Regions from separate parts of the Homo sapiens genome. Here region 1 is linked to region 2. Evidence: chromatin loops called from intact Hi-C (ENCODE). Cell type or tissue: endothelial cell of umbilical vein. All regions are shown on one strand. Each heading gives the region's core, and the rest is flanking DNA. Links, peaks and the distances in the headings are about the cores only. Region 1 overlaps COL4A6 (collagen type IV alpha 6 chain). Region 2 overlaps GUCY2F (guanylate cyclase 2F, retinal).

Region 1 (12,761 bases), core at 2,447-10,446, 1.2 Mb after region 2:
AAGAAATCCCATTACTCAGTACTTTGGCTTAGCTTCACCAAAGGTCATCATTTTAAAATTTCTGGCCTGTTGGGAGGAATGACACATGAAGTCTTCACTACCTTAGCATTAATGTGATTACCAGGTCAATTTGGGGGATTTCAAAGGAGATAAAAGGGAACCATAGGAAAGACAGCTAGAATCTACTATGCCAAAGCAGGAAAGATGGCTGAGTTACTGGGGAGTGACTCTCAACATGCCGTGTTCTTTTTGACTGAAACTAACAAGTGCTAACTCTTTCTTATTTTTAAAAAAAATCTAGGGTCCTCCAGGGCCTCCTGGTCCTCTTGGTCCTGATGTAAGTATACTTTGTCTTAGGGCATTTTGCTTCCTACTCCTAAGTACTCTGGATTTCCCAGAGAGATACTGGTTTGGTTAACCCTACTTTCTGGTAAAAAAGATTGCATTCCAATTTAAGTTCCCAGAGCTTATTTAGTAATCGATTTTGTTTTTCCTCCCTATATCCCTATTCCCTAGGGGAATATGGGGCTAGGTTTTCAAGGAGAGAAAGGAGTCAAGGTAAACAGCTTTTAAAAAATACAGTCTGCCTTCCATATGCTGCAAGAAATGTGTCTGATTACACACATGTGCCTGCTTGTGTAAGAGGATTTGTTTTTTCGCCTTGGGAAATGAATATTTCCCAACCCACATAGATCCTCTGGTGGGATCTCTTGAGGGCTACATGTGTACATGCCACACATGGGCTATTGTGGTTCTTTTCCCTTCAAAATATTGTTATTTCCCTGCTTCCTACCTGTGAAAGGTGTATGTCTTACAAACATATTCCCTTGAAATAGATTCTTTCTCTTCCTTCCATCTGGGTCTTTCCTTGGTGTTTTGTGTATTCTGTTGCCTTCTCTTTCCTTGTCTCTGCTTCCCCTCTTCTCTCTACCCTTTCTCCTCCTCCCCCTCCTCCACTTCCTCCTCCTTTTCCTTTTTGTCCTCCTCTCTCTCTGTATCTCTCTCTCTCTCCTCTATCTCTCTTCTTTAACCTCTCTTTCACCATTCTCTTTTATTTCCCTCCTTCTCTCATTTCTCTCTTTACAAATTGCATTGTGATTTCAGAGCCTCAAGCGAGGCTGAGAACTTGCCATTCCCACCCTTCTGTTACAATTGCACTGCCTTCTGAAGGAACAACTCTTGCCTCCAATGTTCTAACATGAACATCATTGCCTCTGATTGTGCTCTTTGCAAGGATTAGACCACTTAGAGTTGGATCATTGTTGCCAAGAGGTAGCCATTCACCTCGTTCTGATTCCTTTTTTAATCTCTTCTAAACATCCTTTCATAGCAACCATGAACTTAAAGTTTCCTTCTATCCATCTTGCTCTTCCCTCTGCAGTGCTGGTACAAAATTCACTGGTCGGGCTTATAATTCTTCTCACCCTTTGGCAGTGAGAGTTTTGTTTCCTCATTGGCATGAGGGTGAAGAGGCCAAAGTAAGAGACAGTTTATTTGTGAGTTACATCCAGAGGACAAACCCCCACTCTGGAAAAACGGTCGGTGTGATTGTCACTTTGCTTAATGTTCCATTTGATCTTACAGGGGGATGTTGGCCTCCCTGGCCCAGCAGGACCTCCACCATCTACTGGAGAGCTGGAATTCATGGGATTCCCCAAAGGGAAGAAAGGATCCAAGGTAGTGAACATTTAAGAATAGGAAAAAATTAATAAAACTTTTCCTATAATTATAATACAAGAACTTAACTCTAATAACCAGACAATACTGGAAGAATAGAGGGTTCTGGGTAATGGATTTTTGTTTAGAAGTGAGAGTAAAAAGCCTTCTTTGTTTTGCCCCTTATGAAAAGCTTTCTTAAAAGGCTGAGTATGTTTCTTGGTGTGTAGGTTTGAGTGTGCCTGGGCATCTGAATATTCATTTAAGCGCTATTTTCTCTGTTTTAGTGTTGCAGATTCAATTTTTGATATGATGAATAACATAAACATTAAATAGTTGTGTTTTTCCTCCTAACTCCCAACCCTCTCAATACTTATGGTGTCCCCAAAGTACTGTGACAGAACACATAGGGTATGAATGGTTGCTCTTGAATTATCTTTTTAAAGAAGTTATTTGCTCTTAAAACTTGACCCTGAAAATAGGATATACTGTCACCAAGTGGTGACAAGAGATGCCCTAATTTACCAGATCTGAACTACCAAGGCTTACACTATAGACCTGTTTGACTGAAATATTTTACGATCTGTATTTTTATGTGAGTCACTGTATACTACCTACATGGTTGTAATTGAATGGCCGTGTACTGTTAAGGTGTGCAGATATCTTTCAGTAACTTGCATTTCCTGCCAGGGTTCCTTTAAGCTTTGTGATTCAGTTCCCATGGCCAAGGGGCCTAGGCAGGGAAATGTGTTTAGTCTCCTTTCTTTAAATTTGTCTTCGTGGAAGCTGTAACAACTCCAAGCCCCTCCAGGTTTACAGGAAGTAGTCGTTGATTTGGGAATGGTCTGGCAACATGAAAGAGATTGTCTGCTTCCTTGATCATTCCCAAAACTTAGGGAGCTTTTCCATGGCACGTATAGATAAATTCACATATCAGGGAATGACAGATCAGATGGTTATGTGTCCCTATCCAAATTGTAATTGTTACCCTTTTCCCAAAACTATGGATTTCTCTGCTGCCTCTAATTTGCTATAGGAAATTGTACTGAACAGCTTCTTCCACTAGAAAGAAAACAGACAATCATCCTTTCTGTCTCCCAATTAGCCTCAGTATTTGACATTCTGTTTTAGACAGTTATGGTCCATAATCCTTCTCCCACAGCAAAGAGCTCCATGAACTAAGACATCCTGGTACAGCTGCTAGTTAGGGAGCCTGGGGAATCTGCACCACTCTCTGCTACCCTAATCTTGATACTTCATTGGTTCCCCACTCCTCAGTCCAAGTACATGTGGAGAGCCATCCTACTGTGCGTTCACTGCTTCCTGATGCTACTTACTAACCTTGGGCTGATTTTCCAGGGTGAACCAGGGCCTAAGGGTTTTCCAGGCATAAGTGGCCCTCCAGGCTTCCCGGTAAGTCTCTCTATTTGATCAATATGTATACAAGGGTCTGATTGGACAAAAGCTGTAGCAATAGAAGGCTAACAGAAAGACCTCTTCCCATGGATATTGTAGAGAATGCCACCATCTTTATTATTAGAAGGTATTTAAGGAGATGTTCTTGTTTCTCAAACACATGGAGACGTAAGCATGGTTCTCCATGAGGCTGTATACCTTAGAGGTTATTAGCTCAAGCTCTATAGTTAAAACAGACCTAGGCTTGACTGCTGATTTTGCCAGTTTCTAACTATGTGAACCTGGATAAGTTTCTTAACTTTTCTGAGCCTCAGTTTCCTAACCTACAAAAAAGGGGAGAATGATGGGGTGGTTATGAGGATTAAATGAGATAATATGCATGAAAAGGGCTTACTACATGTCTAGCACTTATTATTCAGTTAATGGTAGCTAATCTTAGTAATCCTACCTCCACTTTCATATCTGCCTTTCTAGCTTAGATCCTTACACTCATCAGTTACCTTTTGAGGGTCCCTATGTGCCAGGCATTCTGCTGGACTTGGAGGTTACAACAGTAACTAAGTAAAAGTCCCTGTCCTTGAGATTACATTGTAATGGGGGAGTGAGGGAAAAAACAAACAAGAAACCAGTAAACAGATGAATCTATAGCAAGTTCATATAATGGTTATATAAGTTCATATATATAAAAGATGAAAGAAGGGTAAAGTGATGAAATGTGGATGGGGAACAGGGTGGTCTACTTGGGACAGAGTGGTCAAGAAGGGCCTTTCTGAGGAAGTGATGTATGAGCTGAGACCTGCATATTATGAGAGAGCACGTCTTGTGAAGATCAGAAAGAGGGTTTAAGGCTGAGGGAACCGTAAGTGCGAAGACCTTGAGGTTAAGAAAACCTCAGTACTTTTGAGGAACAGTAAGAAGGTGAGTAAGTGGAACAGAGTAAGCAAGGCTAATAATTCCAGACAGAGAAGTAGGAACCAGATCTTGGCTACCTTCATAGGTCAATGTGGTGTTTTATTTTTAATGTAATGGGAAGCCGTTCAAAGGCTCTGACTTGTATTGTTAAGATCACTCTGGCTGTGGGAGGAAGGGGAGAGGGAATGGGAAGGGTGGAAGAGCAAACACAGAGGGTATTGCAGTAGTCCAGGCAAGAGATGGTGGTGGTGACTTAGACTATAGTGACAGCAATGGAAATGGAAAGAAGTGGATAGATTCAAAATGTAAAAATGTTCAACCTTGTTATTAGGGAACATTTCAAACATTTACAAAAGCAGAGAGAATGTCATAATGATTCCTCGTGTACCCATCACACAGTTTTAATAATTAGCAATTTATGGCCAATCTGAAGCAAATCATATCATTTCATCACAAATACCTCTGAATATTTAAAAGGTAAGGGCTTTTTAAGACATAGTGACAATATCATCATCAGTAATTTGTGATCAGTAATTAATATCAGTTAACAAGGCAGAATTCAAATTTTTGATTGTCTTATAGGTATATATATATTTTTACAGTTGCCTTGTTTCAATGAGAGGCCAAACAAGACCAATACATTACATTTGTTTAATGTGTCTTTTAAATTACAAGATATGTTTTGAAACAGCTGACAAGATTTTCATGGATTGGGAATAGGGATCAGGTGGGAAATGGATGAATCAAAGATGACTAGGCCTGCCTGTGCTTGCTGGGCCAGTGGGGATAGATGACTCCATTCCTTCCCTACAGTACTTTGAGATAGTTTGGGTCTCTCTGGGTGGCCAGAAAGCAGAGCCAGTGGAGCCAGTGGCACAGGTTCCTTCTATGATGATTCTTATTACTCCATAGAAATAAAGGGGGCATGGAAAATCATCTGTTCAATGCACTTGATTTTAATCACCTCTGTATCTAATGAACCAGAAAGGAAGAGAACCCTAGTGTTGGAGACAGAACACCCAAACTTTAGACCCAGCCCCTGCTCTGGGACTTTGGCAAGTCACTGAACCTCTCTTTATATCTGTAATTTGACAATGGTCATATTTATACTTTTTATTAATAGAAAATATTTCTACATATTTATAGGGTACATGTGATATTTTGTTACATGCACAGACTGTGTAATGGTGAAGTTAGGGTATTTAGGATATCCATGACCACAAACATTTATCATTTCTATGTGTTGGGAACATTTCAAATCTCTCTTCTGGCTACTTTGAAATATACAGTACATTGTTGTTAACTGTAGTCACCCTACTCCACTATCGAATACTAGAACTTATTCATTCTGTCTAACTGTATGTTTGTACCCATTAACCAACCTCTCTCCATCTCTCCCCCCACCCCACACTCACACCATTTCCAGCCACTGGTATTATTCATTTTAATTTCTACCTCCATGAGATAAATTTTTTTAGTTTCTGCATATGAGTAAGAACATGCATATAGCTACTCTTTTAAGACCCAACTAATAATGTATGCGAAGTTTCTTTACAAAATATAAGGCTGTCCTGTTCAATAAGATAACAGCCAGCCATGTGTGGCTACTGAGCCCTTGAAATGTGGCTGATCTGAAATGAGATGTACTGTAAGTATAAAATACACACCAGATCTCAAAAACGTAGTATGAAAAGAAATCTAGAATATCTCAGTAACATTTTTTACTTGTGTTAAAATGACAATATTTATTATATATTTGGTTAAGTAAAATATATCATTTAAATTAATCTCTGTTTACTTTGCTTTTTTAATGTGGCTACTAGGAAAATGAAAATAACATAGTAGCTCACATTATATTTCTATTGGACAGTACAGATATAAAGTACTTTGCAAGTGAGTTTGGGAATAAGGTTTTCACCTTTCTTTGTAGAGCATTTCACATAGATTCTAGCCACCTGGCATTGTCCCTGTGAGGTAAGCAAGGTGAGCCAGGCTTATCTTCCTTGTACTGATGAGGAAACCACAGCCTCAACGGGTGAAGAGGTTTGTCCAGAATCACGCAGCTAATTATTAGCAGAGCTGAGATTGAAATTCAGCTTTCTTGAATTCTAGCCAATTTGGTGGCTTTTTCCCCATACCATACTGCCCCCTACAGTCCAGTTTGCTCTAATCCCTGCCGTGGTGGGGTTTTTATCTGTAAATCTCTGAAAAGGATTTTATGATCTCCTCTGGTGTTATTGGCTTCACTGGCTCACACTGCCTCCCTCCCCTTCCCTTCCACATCCGAACCCAGAGTATTTCCCCTGCTGCAATTTCAACCCATTCCCTTTTGTCCTGTAAAAGAAAGAGACTGACGACAATGCACGGTGATAAATTGCAGTACCATTTCAAACTCAGTATTTCCAGTGTTTCAGAGTGTGGGCTGAAAAATAGAAACCCCAGTTGATTGTAAAGACATCAAAGCTAGAAAATAACCCCTTTACATGGAACAGCATGTTTTCATACGGTGGGAATTAAGAAACCAGAGTTCTCAGCCCACTTTGGCACAGATTCAATGTGTGACCTTGGCCAAATCAGGTAACTCCTTCAGTCCTCATATCTCTATCTGTTTAATGGGAACATTCGTAGGTACTTTATATGAATGGCTTATGACAGAAAAGTTATGAGGAGAAAGGTGGTAATGTATTTGTGATACTCTGGGCTTTTCAGAGGAAATGTGCTTCTCAAATCCAAAGCCTTCACATCAGCTTTCAATTATCCACACTCACCGAGAAACAAGGCAGCACTGAAGACAGAAATCTCTAGGGAATCCAAAATGTTCCTTTTAACTATTTGTTTTCTTCCTATATGAGTCCAAATCTTTGTAAGAGACAAAGTGCCCAACCTGACAGATTTGCCCCTTACCTTCTTTCTCTTGGCCCCTCTGCAGTGACCAAACATCCCTGATTTTCTGGCTCAGTCCTCACCTCACACATTTTATCCCATTGTCTCCAGCAACACACTCACACTTGTAGGCCACAGGTCCTTCCATGGAGGTCATCAGAGAGAATTGTATATCCATGTGCCCTCTGTTCAAGGGACTAGCAAACACAGGGGAAGGCAAAAATGGAATAGATGAGGGGAGGGATAAGAGAAGAAACTGGCAAATCCTGAGGTAACTATTGAGTAGGTCAATAGTTACCCACACACCTACCCAGTAGGGGTAACTACTAGGTAGGTGGGGTTCTTCAGTTGAGCCTCCTGAGAACCAAAGAGCATCAGGAGTCCAGAGCCCAGGAGAGCAGGCCTGGAAACAGTTAACCTAGCCCCATTGAGGCTTTCCAGGCCATGGGTAAGTAGGAGTGTGGGAGCAGCATTTGCAAGATTACTCATGAGGAGGACTGACTGTCACGGGGCCAGTCCCAGGGCATCTTGCTAGAACAGCTTGTTCAGCAGGGTCCCTGTACAGTGCCTCCCTATTCTGGGAGACAAGTTGAACCTACAGCACAGCCAGTGTCTTGCCAAGCTATTTATCTTTTCTTGGCTCTAACCCCCACACAAATTTGTCTTTTTTTTTCCTTTTTACATTTTTTTTTACATATTTATTTTTGTTCACACTATAGCATAAGCTCTCAGGCCCTCTGAGAAAGCAAGACTCTTCTGCTTTCTGGAGAAGGAGTACAAGGCCCCCTTATATTTACAACTGAGGGCAAGATAGATGGGGGCACAAGATGGTTCCTGAACATCATTTCCTTCACCCTTTGCAACAGTTTTGTTCTCTTGGCCATTATTCCATTCAGTTCAACAAGTATTTACTGGACCACCTTGTATGTGTTCAGACTGTAGTAATGGGCCTTGGAGAAAGATAAAAGAGAGTGTAATATAGGTCTCATGCTTACAAAACTTTCATATGCAACCATTCTTTGCACTTTAAGAGTTTCGGGCAGCATGGGCTGCCACAGATTTCATGGACAGGTCAGAGAAGGCTTCCTGAAGCGTTTGACCTCAGAAGCCAATAGACATTCCACCAAGTCGCAGCATGCCTTGGTTTGATGCAGAAAAACTCATATTTTAAATAAGTTTGCATTCAGTTTAACCCACGAGCCTTTCACATTAGAAATTTAATGTAGCATGAAGGCTGAGCTATTTGATGCACAGTTATACTAAATGCAGAAAAGAGAACAGGTAAGTACGGGACCAAAGCCTGCTTTGAATTGGATCCTACACACACACACACACACACACACACACACACACACACTCCTCCCAATAAAAAGACAATGAAAACAACCCACATTAAAGAAACAAAAACATGACTAGCCAAAAGGAAACAGAAATGAAAAACCCTGGGCCCAGAAAGCCAAGGGGTCCTTAACCAGCTTTCAGTACTCATGGGAGTGCACTGAGTATGTATGTAAAAGGAAGAAAAAGGTACAAATGGGATTTGAGCAGGTGAGCCAGGTCACATTAAAGGGACAACAGATGTTCCACAACATTTAGTGCCTTTTCTTCATTGCCTCCTTTACTTTCATAATAAGCCAAGATGTTGTTTGCTAAATCTATGCTCCAAAAAGTACAATTTTAAACAACAACAAAGTGGCCTCATTTAAGTTTTCTGTGAAAAACATTATTCACTTTAGTACTGAACTATTCTGTATCTTGGGGGCCCAGACATTTTCCCTGGACCCAGAGGGAAGTTCTCTCTTACTCACTCTGCTTCTTGGAGTTCCTGCTTTTCCCTAGAGAATCCCCAAGTCATATTCATGGCTACAAACCCTCACCTCTGATGAGCAGGGCAAGAGGGCTTGGAGACCATCTCACAGTCCCCTTTGGACTATCTCTAGGGCCAGGCAAGAGCCCTACAGTCCCAGTACAGGAGCTGCAGGGTTTCAGTCCGTGCCTAGATAGAAATACTTCTTACCACTGAAAAGGATGTTGTGCTCATTATGTCTCCAAAGGGGAAAAGCTCTTGCTCTTCCCCCTAGTATCAACCCCCAAGAATTTGCATAATCCTCCATTTGTGGGTCAAATCATCAAGTTCCTAGATGATAGAAGGCAGCTTGTTTTAATGGAAAAGTCCCCGGAATGAAAAACACAAGATATGGCTTTCTCATTCATTTTTAACCCATCTAGATGTTGGTTTCCTCATCTGTAAAATCAACAAGGTTAGATATTTAATCATTTCTATACTGTTAGCCCATGATACTATAAATACATGGAACAGTGTTGTGGGTAGGGGGAGACATTACTTCTAGAACCAAAAGGGAACCTTGAATGAATGGTCCAATTTATATTCAGACCCTATGTGCTTCTCAGGCAGTGACAAGAGACAGCATGGTGAGCCTCCCTAAGGGGAGAGTGGAGCTTAATTAAAATAGCCTCCTTGCTTTGGATGAAGCCAGGAGACCGACAAGAAAACAAACGTTATAACTTGTGGTTTCTTTTTTCATTTAGGGCCTTGGAACTACTGGAGAAAAGGGAGAAAAGGGAGAAAAGGGAATCCCTGGTTTGCCAGGACCTAGGGTATGAACCTCGAATGTTACTTGCCTGGGTCTGTCAAGTCATCTAGTCCATTTTCTTTCCTGTTTGCTTCTTTATGTTTTGCAACTTGATTGCCACCTAAGCTTCTCGTTTCTCCTCAACCCAATGGCAGGTTCCTAAGACCTCCTTCTCTCTTAGCCCCATTCCCTTGATTGAATGGCTCCCTTGAAAAGGAATGAGGCACCCCCTACTCTAGGTGGCTCCTCAGCCTATTCATCTCCTTGCTCTCATGTATCATTGTCTTCTGGGCTAAAGAATGATACCAAGAAAGAATGATTGCTAAAGAAAGCAAGGCAAGTGTTGCCTTGCTTTCATTCCATTCTATTCTGAGGGAATTGAGCAGGGAAGTGGCACAGGAATGGAAGAAAGAGGGCCAAGTGCAACCTTTATAGGACAGAAACAAGCCTGGAAAGTTCTAGAACATAGTGAGTGATGTTTGGAGTCAACAGTTTCCAATAATAATCTCATTTGAAATGGAAAAATAACTATTAGCCTCTCTGATTCCTAGCTTCGGGCACTTAGGTCTTGAGCTAGAAGCAGTGGGCCAAGCTTAGCCTCAAAGAAGTAACATTTTAGAGAATTGTGTTGTTAAGTTGACTATGAAGTTTAGTAAGAGTCTTTTGAGTATTCAGCCATACTTATCCATTACCCTGCCATTTCTTTCTCTACTTTCCCCCGCTCCTTGTCTTGAAAATACATATAATCACCAACAAAGAATGCATTTGAGGTGGAAGACGAGGCCCTCCCATAATCTATTTAAAGATCTCCTGACTTGGAACTAATGCAGACTAAGTATAATACCACCCAGCCTTTCTATCAAATTCCACCTACTACTTAAACTGTTTCCATTTATTTAGATATTAAAAAATGCTCCATGTGGCTATTTAGCCTGATGGATTAGAGCTTAGAAAGAAGTCATTAGGCCAGGCACGGTGGCTCATGTCTGTAATCCCAGCACTTTGGGAGGCCAAGGCGGGTGGATGACTTGAGGTCAGGAGTTCGAGACCAGCCTGGCCAATGTGGTGAAACCCTGTCTCTACTGAAAATACAAAAATTAGCCAAGCGTGGTGGCGCACGCCTATAGCCCCAGCTACTTGGGGGGCTGAGGCAGGAGAATCGCTTGAACCCTGGAGGCGGAGGTTGCAGTGAGCCGAGATTGTACCACTGCACTCCAGCCTGGGTGACAGAGTGAGACTCCATCTCAAAAAAAAAAAAAAGTCGTTAAGCTAGGTCTAGGAACATTCGCTTACCTGATTTTAGGAGCTGCTAAATCCTGAACTCAGTTGGATAACTTTGTTATATAAGTCTAGTGGCTTTTTCTAGGTAGCCTATTGCTGTTTCTAAGGTGTAACTATTTTCTTTACAGGGTCCCATGGGTTCAGAAGGAGTCCAAGGCCCTCCAGGGCAACAGGTATTTTGGTTAATATCATTAAAGCCTTGGGGTATAAAATCCCAATCAAAAGTCCCCCTTGCTTTACCTAACATGGCCAAAGGGAGACATTACTTATAATGCAAATTGTTCATCTCCCTTTTTTTTGGTATAATCTTAGCCACTGTCCTCTTTTCTTTTCACTCAAGAACATGGGTATCCAGTGTCAAATTCCGTGCCTTGCCATGCCATGCTGTGGTCATACATCTTTGGCATGCTGTCAGGGACTAGCAAGGCCAGCCTGCTTGTATCCGTGTCTAGCCTTATGGCCCTTGTACCTCCTAATATGTAAATTGGCTACCTACTGCCGTATTGTCTTCTGGAAGATTTTACAGCTTCCAGAGTCAGATAGAAGCCACATATACCCTGCAATGTCATCCAAGATCCCTGTGCCATTTGCCCTGGCTTAATCCAAAGACCAGACTCTCTTATGCTCTCATACTTTCCACTTAGTGGTAACTATGTTTCTGTCACAGGGCAAGAAAGGGACCCTGGGATTTCCTGGGCTTAATGGATTCCAAGGAATTGAGGTAATGTTGGGAAGTGAAAAATCCAGGGTTGGTAGGTAGAAGAGTGAATTACCACAAATGTCTGTATATAAGATGAAGTATTTTTAATATTTTGACCTTTTAAGTTTCAATTTTTTCTTAAGAAATGCATGTAATCTGCTTTGAACACACAAAGCTGCTAATGAGCATTTCTTAGATACTACTTGATCAGTGGTAAACTAAGGGGCAGGAGCTGGTGGGAGCAAGTTCATCCCGAAGATGAGGAAAATTTTATTCATATTGCTTAGAATTGCCAACTGTTGGTTTCACTATTGTTTTAAATTCTCTACAGACAATGCATCCCCTTTTTGCCTACACCTGGAGCATATAACTGCCACCATCACACCCTGAATATGCCACTGTATGTGTTTTTGGTACCTAAATCCCTCTTTGGGGAGTATTAGAATTCCTTTAATTTCCTCTGCCTGACATCATCCACTAACAAGGGTTGTGATGGTAGTAGAGGCCCAGGCCTGTTGAGAGTGGAAAAAAGTTAAAACTCTGTTCTCTCCTTAGCACTACTTAGGTACAGCCAAGGCCCAGAGCAGACTGTCCTTGAGTAGAGTTGCAAAATAAAATTGGGATCCCTTGTCCTTGACAGGTTTCCAATTGAATGTTAGGCCTCTGGCCTGCTTTGTGTCACCTTCATCTTAAATTTATGGGACTTTGAAATTAACCTATGGACTAGTTGATCTTGAAAATCTGGGGTTATAGAAGGAAGAACCTTTCATTTTCCTAGGGATGGGCTTTAATGGCACATAGATCTTGGGTAATAAGGAAATGGAAATATTTGTGTTTAATGTACTTAATCTTTGCAGGGTCAAAAGGGTGACATTGGCCTGCCAGGCCCAGATGTTTTCATCGATATAGATGGTGCTGTGATCTCAGGTGCAACTTCTCATTAATTTGAGTGGAAAATAAAGACAGGAAGTTAAATCCTATATCCCCTGTAATTATTAAAAGGATACTTTGTTAGTTACTCGATTGTTGCTAAACTTGACACACCCAAGAGCCCCTCATGGCTCCTGAGCTTGGGGAATAAAGCTATCTCCAATCTCTTGGTCAGGGAAGCCAAGCCCAGCACCCCATTTTTGTGTTCAGTCCACTAAGCCTAGGATTTGGGTCTGCCTGGGCCTGAATTTGATGAAAATGGTTCTCCTGGCAATGCTTTGGGAAGGATTGATAACCACCCCCAAGCTGGGCTGACTTCAGTTTGATACTATGGAATACTCAGGGCCTCATGTAGGTGATTCCATGTATGCTTGAGCTTGACAATTTCA
Region 2 (12,761 bases), core at 1,464-9,463:
TACTTGTCTTATTGATGGAGAAAGATGCCCCAGGCATCCTAAACTTTAGACAGCTTCTCTGTCCCAGGACCAAAGTAGAGCTGGAGAATGAGTAGCTCCATTCATTGGATTCTTCACAGTAGTCTGAAATGTTCTAGCTCTCAAATCACACACAAGAAAGTGTGTTTATCTCAGATTAGACAGGGCCTTTTCAGGTCAGATAGAGAGCCTCAGGGCTAGGCCAAGCCACCTAAATAGGGCTCAGAAATAAACATCATACCTGTCAATCAGCAGGAGCTGCAAGCTAATCAAGAAGCACACATGGAAACCACGATGCAGGAAAAATCCATGGAATCAGAGTACCTGTCTTAACTTGTTGAACTCAAGCAGCCTGAAGAGAAAAACAAATCACTGAAAGCTAATTCAGTTGAAACTAAAATCAAAGATGATTCAGCGTGGGCTGTAACACAGCTACTGGTTTAATCAATCCAGCTGATTCTGTTCAGACAATTGTTGGGGGTCTTAGCAATAGGCCATTAGATATTTTGGTACTTAATGGTTGCAGTAGGGAGTTAATGGGCTGTTCTCAGAACAGAGCAGGGCTATATAAATCCAAAAATGAAATTTATTTTTTTCAGCCCTATTTATTAAAAACAGCACAGTGCAAAGGAAATAAAAATTGAACCAGCAGCAAATGACCAAACTCATTTGTGTTTTTATTTTCTTTACCTGTAAAATTTGAATCACCTCCCCTGGTACTTGATAATCTGAAATGGAAGTGAGAAGGCTACTGTAGAATTATGAAGTTAGTGATTCAGTTTCAGTTTTCCTGCCACTATCTGCATCCCAATCGCACCCTTTTCTAAACCTCCTTTTCCCTCAGCACCCTTGTGTTGACTGACACAACCCACAATTTTCCACAGCAGTCTGTACACCAAGACCATGCATGCCCATACTCCCTGCTCTTCTAATCTCCTCATCCATATCCTTGGGGCCTCCTGGGTGACTGACTCATCAAAGCTAAAGGGTCAACAACTAATCTCTGATAATGGCCAGCCACTGACTTCCCCTTGCATGTAGCATTTACATTGTAATCCTTCCTTCCTGTGTGCAGGCTGGCATGCCTATCTGAGGGTAGGTATCCTTTCCTCAAATTGCACAAGGTAAGGGAGACCTTGGATGGAAACATGTTGAGGCAGAAAGTCCTATAGATTGAAAGGATTATTGTTATTGGCTATAGTAATTCATGATGAGGAGCCTATTGCTGATTGCTAAACTTCTTTCTCTGGAGCTGAATCATACCCACAGTTCCAGGGCTGGTTTCAAGATGTACCTATTTGATAATGATGATGATGATGATGATAATGTTGATGATGATGATGGTGATAGCTTGAACTAATTATATAGTATCATCCAATAGGCAGGTTTTAAATGCTTTGACATATATTAAATTATTTATTCCTTAGAAAACCCTACGAAGTTTTTACTATCATTATCACTATCTTACAGATAAGGATACTGAAGTACAGAGAGATTAAGTGATTTGCCCATGGCCACACAGTTTGTAAGTGTTGAATCTTAAATGCTAATCAAGATGGTATAACTTCAGAGTTTCATGTTCTTAACTGTTGTATTCTGTGAGTGCAGTTCTCTGGGAACACATGGGTTTTAACTGGATTCAAACTTGTAGTAACACAGTCTGACTGGCGCATTTCATAAAAAGTCCCTTCAGCTTAGTTATTTTTTGGATTTACCCAAAAAGTTTCAACTTACTGGTTATCTAAAAGTGAGCACACTTCTGTGGGGAAGGTGAGGAACATAGATTTGGCTTTATTTCCAAGTGTCCAGCCCTAACCGTCCCCTGCAAAGCAGTTGAGGGCCAGTACTGCTGCTCCTCAGGGAGGTAGCAGTAGGAGAGGAGGAGGTAACTGGTGGAAAGAGACTCAGTTCTCATACCCAATAGGCCTGCAAAACTAACTTCATCGTATTAGCAAGGCAAAGCAGAGGGAATGTTCTTCCTTTCCCCTTCCCTATATTTTCCTTAAGGCTACCCTAGCTTATTTACCCCAAATAATCTATAGAAACATTTGCTGGGAAGCATCATAGGCACTTTCTCCTAAGATGCTCCCCCATGGACACCCTAGGGACAGTCCCAGAAATCTCCCTTTTCTCTTCTCCCCAAATGTCTCAGAGCCTGGTATTTTTCTAAGGTCAATCAGGAGCCTGTGAGGTAGCTACACTTATTTCAGAATCTCTTGGTGTGGGGCCTAGACTTCAGTATTTTTAATAAAGCTCCTTAAGCAATTCTAACATGCAGCCAGACTTGTGGATCATTGACAGTCCCTCTCTGCCTTTCTCACTTTACAACAAGACCACCTGGCCTCCATTATACCCTTACAGCTCTGTGCTAAAAAGAAGCACAAATAAGTTGTTTGCTAATTCTATTTTTCCTAATTCCCAGGTAGAGACCATTGGAGATGCCTACATGGTGGCTTCAGGCCTCCCAAAGAGGAATGGCAGTAGGCATGCAGCTGAGATTGCAAACATGTCCTTAGATATCCTGAGCTCTGTGGGCACTTTCAAGATGCGGCACATGCCAGAAGTGCCGGTCCGAATTCGAATTGGCCTTCACTCAGGTAATAACCAGTTAAAGTAAGAGGAAACATTCTAATGCGCCTCTAGGAAGACTAAAAAAGAAAGGGAAAAAGATAGCTCTCCCCTGATTCCTGGCCACCGGATTATCCAGGTGTCCGGGCTGCATAATTCCTTTATGCCTACCCAAATTTACTCTCCTCCCAGTACCTGCACTAACACAGTGGGCAGCAGCTCCTTGTTCCAGGTACTAAACTCTTTTAATCTACCATTTTGGTTAGAGGCAATATTTCCATGTTTGACTATGCTACAAGATCAACAGGTATATGTTGTAGTTAGGATAATTCATTTAATTAATTAAAATCCCTACTTCTGAATTATTTTCCTCCCACATTCATTACCTACTAGCTCCTCTTGCTTCTGTATCCACTCCCCACCTTTTTCTCTCTGCTCTGCTCTTCTAGGCTCCTTTCCTTCCCCCATCCTTTTCACCCCTTTCCTACCAAACTTCTTTAAAAAAATGAATGACATCCACTGTGCCATTTCTTCACTGTCCACTCCCTCCTTAGCCCCTTTGCAATCTGACTTCAGTTCTCACCACTTTCCCCGGTCCTTGTCTGCCTTTACCTCTGCAGCATCTGGAATTCATGACAAGCCTCCCTAAAATGCTCCTCAATTGGCTTTTATGACATGCTCCTCACTCTGTGAATGCTGCTTTTCACTTTATTTACTGGTTCTCTTGACTCTTCCTGTTCTCTAACATTTTCTGCAAAGCTCTCAGTCTTGTGATCTTTTTGCTGTCTGCATGTCTCACCTCTAATTTATTACTCAACCCACAGCAACCTGACTTTCATTTCCTACCACTGTCTGATAATTCCTTTTGTCTCTAATTGTCCCTTATATTGGTCTTCTCCAGTGTTCTGTCAGGATCCACTGTTTTTCTCCTCCTACATACTCTCATGGGTGATCTCATTCATATCTGTGGTTTAACTACCACTTGTACGCTGATGACTTCCAACTCCACAGCTTTAGTGCAGTCTTCTCCCTTAAGCTTCAGCCTTCTATATCAAAATTCCTGCTGATATGCCCACCTGAATGTTCCACATGGACCTTAGACTCGACACATCTAAAACAATTATTTTTTTACCCATACAAACTTCCTGCTCTTCTTATATTTATTCTCTATTTCAGTTGGTGGTACCACCATTGACCTAGTTACTCCAGTTAGTCTTGAGAGTCATTCTCTTTGACTCCTCCCTTACTCTGACCTTTAACGTTCAACTAACTACTAAGTCTTGAACACTCTTTACCTTTTAAATATTTATTGATCTCTCTTGTCTCTTATTCACTCTCACAACCCAAGCCTGGGACACCAAGATCTCTTGCCTGGATCACTGCAATAGCATCTTCTTGCTTTCACTCTTGCCTCTTACCATCCATCCTTCTCATAGTCATCAGCATAATCTGTGTTTCCTTGTCTGTCCTTCCATTAGGCTTTAAGCTCCTTGGTGGCAGGAAGCATATCTTACTCATGTTTGTATCCAGAGTTCTTAGCACATAGCAGGCGTTTGATTTTTTCTTTTAGAGAAAAGCCCTCATCTGTCATTTGTGCTTCAGTTTCACATTTCCAACCCCCCTCAGCATACCTCTTCTTGTAGGGTTCACCATTATTTCAAATTTAACATATTTAAAACTTCAAGTCATCTTTTCCCACAAATCAGCATAAACTCACAAGCTCATGGCAATTTTCTCATGGTTGTCAATCAGACAGCCAATAAATCTGTTGATTCTTTTACGTCTCTCTTATTACTTCTTCATGGCCATCCACTTCTTATCATTGCCTCCTTTTAAGTACTTTGTGCTTGGATTACTGCAGCAGCCATCTGGAGGGTTTTCCTGGTTTTACATTTTCCCCTTTCAATGCATTTTATACACTGATCTGAGAAAAAAGATCATGCAATTCCTTGCTCAAAATTCTCTAGTGGTTCAAGATCCTCCATCTTGTACAACCCACTTAATCCAACCTTGTCTCCAGTTTCTCGTGAGCCATGTGAACTAGGCAGACTGTTCTCTCTAAGAGCTTCCCAAATTCCCTGTACAATCCCAACCACAAGCCTTTGATTTATGTCCCTTTTCCACTGTTCAAATCCTACTCACCCATCAAGACCTAGATCAAATCCTACCTTCTCCACTGGACCCTTCTTGATTGAGTCAGGTCCTAATAAGCACCTCCTCCCATTTTCTGAGTTATTATAGCACCTCTGTCTGTGCTTCTTGCCTCAGCCATATGTTGTCTTGGGTTACTGCTTAATTGCTTCCTCTTTGATAGTATCTTCTCTTCAATTAGACTATAAATTCCTGGAGAACTGAGACTATGTGTTACATTTCTTTTTTATTCCCCTTGGTGCCTAGCCGTAAAAACAGAGCAGAAGGCCAGGCATGGTGGCTCATGCCTGTAATCCCAGTACTTTGGGAGGCCGAGGTGGGGGGATCACTTGAGCTCAGGAGTTCGATACCAGCGTGGGAAATATGGTGAGACCCCCTATCTCTTTTTAGGAAAACAAAATCAGAGCAGAAACCAGAAAGTTGAAGGTGAAGAACTTTCTGGATACTCCCAAACTGACTTTTCAGTACGGCTGCTGAAGTTTTCTCAATTACCTTGAACACTTAACACAGCCATATTAAAATGTAAGAACAAAAAATGCTAAATGCAAAATATCCTTTGATTATATATACATACTGCTTTTCCATGCCCCAACACAGATAATTGAAAGTCAGCTCTATTTGTTTTCAGATTTTTGAAATGTTTTAGAATAATTCTCTTGATAGACACAGTTTGGGAACCAGATAAACCCATGAAAGCCTTTCTTCCAACCCTAAGGCACAAGAAAAAGTCACATTTTTTTCCTTACAACAAACATGTTTGGACCCTGAATCCCTGCCCAGGCCTTTCTGGTTTGGGTTTGATACTTGTTTGTCCCTGTTGACAAATATAAGCATCTCAGGTGTAACTGTTACGTGGAACAAAGGTATACATCAGAAGGGCAGTCATGTCTGCATTGTTATAAATTTGCTTTCTTGTAGGGCAAAGAGTTCACTACTCATTGTGTCTTTCTTCAGATTCACAGAGCTATATGATGGCAACTTTTATTCTTTTACAAAGATACATTCCTTCCTCTTTGCACTATTCCTCTATTAGCATTGGGTGCATACCTGTTGACTGTAATTCCAACCCCCTGATACTCTATAGGGCCGGTTGTTGCTGGAGTGGTGGGCCTCACCATGCCCAGATACTGCTTGTTTGGAGACACTGTGAACACAGCTTCTCGGATGGAATCTACAGGCTTACGTGAGTACCTAATAGAGAGATGGATAGGATGGCACCACTCTGCTATTGAGAAGGTGATTCTTCTTCAGAGAGGTGAAAGAGAGCAGGATACTTGATGTTTCAATGTTTTAAAGAAAAATAAAAGATAATTTGAGAAGATTAAGATTTATCACGGATTTTCCTGGTCTCTAATGGCAAACCAGTAGGGGGTGATGTTGGACTGAACATGTACCTTTCTTTCTCTAGAAATGAAGCTGTAGCTAAGTGACACCAAAACAGCCACTCAATTTGATAAAAACAGCTAAAATAGTATTTTGGGTAAAGAAAAAAATTGGCCGGGCTTGTGGGTTTGTGGGAGTCATGTTGAGAAAAGAACTACATAAGGGACTAATATTTTCCATTTTTCAACTAGTTTGTGGAGACGCACTGAAGCCAGCTGCCTCCCAGCTGGCTGCTGTTTGCTGTTGCAGTCCCCTTTTTGAACCAGTTAGGACCCCAGGAGTTCTGGCTTCATCAAATAGCCTCTACAATTTAGCTAGCAATAATCCCTCAATCCAAGTAGCTTGGAATTCTGAAATAATTTATTGCAACTTCCCTGTATATAAAACCCTTAGCTTCTATCAAAACAGACATACTATCAAAGATACCATTTCTTCTCTGCTTCTTTGAAAAGAAAACTGTACAAACCATATGCCATTTGTCTGTTGTTTGTAAGATGCTGGCTCAACTCTTACTCGGTTATTTACTACCACTACAGAATCACAATGTGCCTTTTGCTTATATCATGGTTGAGCAAAGCATTTTTTATGCTACTATAGGAAAAGCATAGAGAATAACATTAAATTCTATATGCAGTTTTCATTTTTCATGGATTTTGTACCAAAAAAGGGAAGAAACCACTTAAGCCCTTAGAAGGGCTTAACTCTGGCAAGACGAGTTCTTCCCAAGCTTCAGCACTGTACTCAAACTAGTCCCTGATGTTATGGTGGACTGTATCACAGTGGGTGGTGCCCTGTCTGACCCCACTTCCCATCACTCATGTGTAGAAACAGGCTTACACAATGGGTCCAGTCTTAGTCAATCTAGCCTGTGCTGCCATGATTAAGGAGGCAGTATGGAACTTAGAAGCTGTTGTCAGAATAAATTTTCTGACATCTGGGAAAGTCTTCAAACTCCTTAGATATGGCAGAGGCCATGGAAGTAGTCATCCAGGAACTGCTGCATTAATATAACTTTGCATATGACTTTACTCTTGAAGTGCAACCCAAGATGAAGTGAAATTTATCATGGAACTGCAATGCAGATTTGGCACAGTATTCTGGACTGATGTAAGCTTGTAGAAGGCTGAAGTCATATTCTGGTCTGAACCAGGGAAAACTCCACACATTTCACATTGGAAATACAAAGTTGAGACCAGAAATTGAATTTTGAGATGTAGACAGCACCTTGCCCAGTGATCAGCTAGAACGAAGAAAATGGAGTGAATCACCCACAGCAGGTGTTTATTAAGCACTGACTGTGCAAGGAAGTTATTGTGAAGCATACAAAGAAGTATACGCGTGTGCTCTCTGTGCTAAAGGAGCTGGTTAATGTGCTTTTCTAAAAGCTAATGACTATGACCCAAATATGACATTAAGCTCCACAACTGAATGGAGATCTGTAGAGAGGTAGCCTCTCCTCACATTGGATATGAAATCAGGACATGTCACATATCTATTAATAAAAAAATTATTTCATCAATATCTCCTTTGTGCTCAGTTGAAACCACTGAGATTCTGGAATGGAAGTGACTCGTGACCCAGTCCTGGAGTGATTCTCCCTACCATACAAGTGGATGGTGGTTGGTATGAGCTATCTCTCTTTTAAGCTGTGTGTTCCCTACCATCAAGATTACTCTACTGAAAGGCTCCCTGAAGACCAGATGCTTGTGGGATGCACACATAGGACTGGCTAGGAATATACTGGCTGGGCATGTGTATTTTAGGAATAGGTCAACCTTTTTTGAGTAAGGGCTTTGGATGATCATGAGTTAATGAGGAAGGCACAAACAAACAACAGTACTGAGCTATCAAGAGAAAGAAAGTCACTGTGAGTATACACAGCAGAAACTCCTTGCAGTTCTCTCCCGCCATGCCTTCCTACTCAGGTTGTAATCAGCTTTTTTTTTAAAAAAAATGATTTTCTCAAGCATGTGTGAAAACTAGCCTTGGACTTTTATTTAAGACTCAACCTCAACAAGGTCTCACTTCATAGGGTGACAGTTTTTAGAAATGTCAAGGATCTTACCTGAGTGAACAAGTGATTATTCTTAATCAAATAATTACCCTTAGGTTCTAAATAAAATTTTAACGTGGCAGTTCCCTATGTAAATCTCTTATCCCAGATTGAGATCATTGGTTAGAAAATAGTACATTCATGTGTAAACACAGCTAGGTGCCCCCACCCAAACGTCAGCTATAAATGTACAGTCTTCATAAAATATTTGTTGAAAGAGTTCTTGGGATATTTCTCATTGATGTTTTATTTTTAAGTGTAGCAATGTTGAGAGAGAGTTGTAAGAATGCATATGGAAAAGACATCATTTTGCCTAAGATATGTAAAGCATGAGAGTTCAGCCATAGTAGCAGCCTGTGAAAGAAGCTGCTGAAGTCAAGCTTTCTTCAAATGACGTCACGTTTCAGCTGAGAGCACAGTAGATGCTGGTTTCTCCATCTCAACCTTTGAGTTAAATTAACACCTTTCTATTGCATGGCCTTTCATTTAAGATAGTGTCTAGGAGGCTGATAGGTGCTACAACTAATGCCTTATTTCGGCCTGGTGAAGAAGGCCATCACTCCGTCTCCTCCTCTTGTGAAACCCTAAGTAAACCTCTCTCAGGACGTTGCTAATGGTCTAGTTCATTTACAAGTGAAGACATTTATTACATTGACATTTTCTCATTAATTTTGCCAGTGAGAAAGGAGCCCAAATCATGTCTCTCCTTCTTTTGCAGCTTATCGCATTCATGTCAGTCTCAGCACTGTTACAATTCTTCAAAATCTGAGTGAGGGCTATGAAGTGGAGCTTCGAGGAAGAACAGAGCTCAAGGTATAATGTCTTTTTGTTTTTTGAGCCAGACTACTTGGATACACCTGCTTCTGGAGAGGTCATGGTCTGCTGAAAGAGTTTACCTGGGAGTCTGAGACTCAGAGCTATAACTTGGGCAGAATCTTCAGCCCCATTTGGGGTTCCCAAAAGATTGCTCCATTTTGCCTCAATTTTCTTCTCTTTAAAATATGGCTACAGTGGGGAGGAGTATTGAGATTTTTTCTGCATTTTTCAGACTGTAAGTTGTATCTTTCTCTCTTAAAGAACTGCACAGAATTTGGCTTTCCAATGAGCTGCACTATTATTTACATTTTCTAACCTACATTTTTTCACTCTTTGGCAGTGCCAGACATTGTTCAATAAGCCATAGTAATTGTGAGTTTGGATTTTCTATTCACTTTCTCAGTGGCCACCCTTCCTGGGTGAAAGGCACCCATTGGCACACTATTTGCAGAGAGACTTTTTCTTTCCCTAAGAAACCAGGAGGAACAAAGTCAGTTTCTATGAAAGGCAAACATTTTGTAGCCCCTTTTTCCCTGTTAGAGTTATCACTAGACCTGAGATATAGGATTAGAATAATTTTAGTTTTCTTTTTTTGCCATTTCCACTGTGTTCTATTTATCTATTTCTGAATGACCAAAGACCACCGGTTGACCCAGTTGTAAAAGAGCTCAGTGATAAAATAATGTAACTCCCTCATTTTCAGATGAAAACCAAGGTCCAGAGAGGTGAAGTAGTTTGAGCAGGGTCACACAGTCAACTGATAGCAGAATCAGGTCAAGACTCAGGAAGCCTGACTTCCTTTTTAGTGACCTTTCCATGACACCATGCTGCATAAAGATGATTTTCTCAGTGACTATTTTTGGGCAAAGCAAGAGCAGGGCACTAAGTGATGCACAATTAGCTTCTGACTTTGGCATTCCTTTTCTAAACAGTGGCAAGTTACATGTAGCTAGATTTCAGATGTTAAAGTTTGGAAGGTCTAACTCTAGTTGACAACTTCCTCCTATGGCTAGTCCTAGTTTTTTCCTTCCAATAGGTCATTAGTATCTTCCAGGAGGTTGGATGAGTCACTTACAAGGGGACAGAGGCTCCTTTCCCACCTCTTGCAGAGAACTCAGACAGTAAAATGTTGGGGACAGGGATATTACTTGGGCAGCGAATCTAACTGTCCAAAGCTTTTGTGATCCTTCTATACATTCTGTCATATTTCAACAGAGGAGTAGAAATGCAGCTTGGTTTCCTGAAGACCTTTTCCTCTGCATTGCTGGGCAGAGGCCCCTCATTTAAAAGCTGAAGGGTTGCCACTTTTGAAACTGAAAAACGAAAATGCATCCCTGTCCCAATGGTTTTTATTGTCCCACAAATTCAATTCAGGAGCACTCACATCTTTGGGTGTTTCAAGTACAAAATCAGGACTTAACTTCAAAAGGGCCCTTTGCAGCTTCATGGTTTCCCCAACCCCAGGGAATTTGGGAACATTTCACAGCAAGTTGGAAGAAGAGCCTTTCTCTGATGCCACATTGGGCCTGGATTATTGTTGTGGCAGGGTCCTTATGAGGAGGAGACATTAAGAGGGAAGAGAAGAGGGCGCCTCAGAGGAAAGGAAGGGGCAAGGGAACAAGGAAGAGGAGAGGAAGTAAGGCCCAAGGAAAGGTCAGGAGAGGAGGAGAGATCCTTTCTGTGTCTGTACCCTCTACCTCCCCACCAGAAACAGGTGTTGTACTTTGCATCATAAGGGCTGGGGCACATGGGGTTTCTGGTCCACCAGGGACATGCAATATACCCCCAATAAGACCATGTCGCCAGCACACTTCAGAAATTCTGATTCAATATTTTCACTCCTCATCCACTCTGTGCTACTGGAAGCAAGAGTTGCTCTAGTACATGGGGCAGAAATATCACATTTGATGGTGAGCCCGGTGTGATTTCAAAGTTGATGGCTAGAAATGTCTTTTCCTTCCAGCTGACTGATGTTTGAAATTCCTCCATTAAAGCCTTTTCTCTTGGGCTCAAGGTTTATATCCAGTAAGAACCTTCTTCCCTCCACGCCATCTCCTCCACTAGGTTGATGACACTTTACGTTATTTCCCTTAGTGGAATCAAAAACATGGATTAATTGGGTGAGAGAGGAGAACATAGGGCAGTTGAGTAATTGGCTGGGTTGAGGTTACAAAGAAAGAGACCAAAGTGAGGAAGCTGAAGTAGCTTGGGGGAGGACTCATTTAGAGATGAGAAGCTCAGCCTCTTGGGCCCACTGCCCATTGCCCACTTCAAGCCCCTCTTGTACTATACAGGCAACAAATTATCAATGCCTAACTGGCCAGTTCTACTTTTTCAATATTTCTCGCCTTGTGGGCTAGTGATAAATCACTGTATTACCTTTTCTCGTACATGAGTCCTGTTTCAGTCACTATTTTTCTGACAAGTGTGGGGCTCCTTGCTGAGATTTTTGTATATATCTAGGCTTATCAGCTGTATTTACCAGAAACTTTTAGGTAGATTTACATTCTGGGGAGACTTTCTCAAATGACTGCTCTTCAGCCAGTTTATGTTGTTGCCAGAGGTGGACACTTTAAAAATATTTTGTAATTTTTTATTGTAAACTGACAATTAATAATTGTGTACTTTATGGGGTACAAAGTGATGTTATGATTTATTAATACAATGTGGAATAATTCAATCAAACTAGTTAACATAGCCATCACCTCAAATACTTAACATTTTTTTTTTGTGGTGAGAACATTTGAAATGCATTCGTTTAGTGATTTTGAAATGTACAGCATTATTAACTATATTCACCATGATATGCAATAGAGCTGAAAAAATCACACATATTCTTCCTCACTGAACAGATTTTGTGTTCTTACACCATCATCTGTTCATTTCACCCACCTTTGGCTTCTGTAACCACCATTCTACTCTCTGCTTCTATTAATTCAATTGTTTTAGATTCCAAATATAAGTGAAAACATGCAGTATTTGCCTTTCTGTGCCTGGCTTATTTCACTTAGCAAATATTCTTCAATTCCATTCATGTTGTCACAAGTGATAGAATTTCTTTCTTTTTAAAGGATGAATAGTATTCCATTGTATGTATACACTAAATTTTTTTTATCCATTCATCTGTTGATAAACAGGTTAATTCCATAACTTGGCTAATGTGCCTAGTGCTGCAATGAACATGGGAGTGCAGATATCTTTTTGACAGACTGATTCCAATATTTTGAGTAAATACCCAGAAGTGGAATTGCTAGATCATATGGTAATTCTACTTTAACTTTTTGGAGGAATCTTCATGCTGTTTTCCATAATGGCTGTACTAATTTACATTCTAGAAGTGGGCACTTTCTGAACTTGTCTTTGAATTCTGGGGTTAAACAGTATTTGGTTCTCAGGTTCCTAAGTATTAGTATTTGTTTTATTTTCCCCAGTCTTTCCCACTCATATCCCAACCCCAGCATACACACACAAGCAGTGTGTGTATGAGCATGTCTATGAGCACACACATGCACACAGACAGGCAATTAAGAAATAGTGAGATTGTACTGACAGATCCATGAAGGTCAGAAAGTTTTGCCTCAAATTCTTGCCCCATCACTGACTTAATGTCTGACATCAGACAAGTAATTTCACCCTCTCTCTGTGCTTTCGTTTGTCCACATAGAGGCCTCATCTGACTTGTGGTTATCAGGAAGCTCATTAATCTCACAAGCTTCAAATTTCCCAATAGTTGCTTTTTGGCCTCTAGATCTGCCTTTTGACTCCAGTGTGT

Evidence for each region. A loop is a pair of places that touch in the nucleus more often than their neighbours do. Peaks named below come from ENCODE experiments on the same cell type or tissue, not always from the same donor. Only the 100,000 strongest peaks of a DNase experiment are listed, where the experiment ranks them.
Region 1: it touches region 2 in a loop (9-fold over the local background); 4 of 110 quality-filtered maps call a loop at or near these places.

What each region holds. Positions count from the first base shown.
Region 1 is chrX:108,193,236-108,205,996 of GRCh38, reverse strand. It overlaps COL4A6 (collagen type IV alpha 6 chain), which reads left to right. Exons shown (of 45, transcript NM_033641.4): 10 at 302-337; 11 at 517-558; 12 at 1,585-1,677; 13 at 3,016-3,069; 14 at 9,418-9,486; 15 at 10,871-10,915; 16 at 11,410-11,463; 17 at 12,300-12,369. Among named protein-coding and RNA genes, the nearest start is that of ATG4A, 110 kb to the right of the region's middle. In endothelial cell of umbilical vein, for the core only: a CTCF peak has its summit at 6,151 (motif pointing left); a DNase peak (open chromatin) is centred at 6,126.
Region 2 is chrX:109,378,343-109,391,103 of GRCh38, reverse strand. GUCY2F (guanylate cyclase 2F, retinal) reads left to right here. Exons shown (of 20, transcript NM_001522.3): 15 at 2,441-2,615; 16 at 5,822-5,920; 17 at 8,892-8,986. Among named protein-coding and RNA genes, the nearest start is that of GUCY2F, 97 kb to the left of the region's middle. In endothelial cell of umbilical vein, for the core only: CTCF peaks have their summits at 5,913 and 6,115 (motif pointing right); no DNase peak of the experiment used is centred there.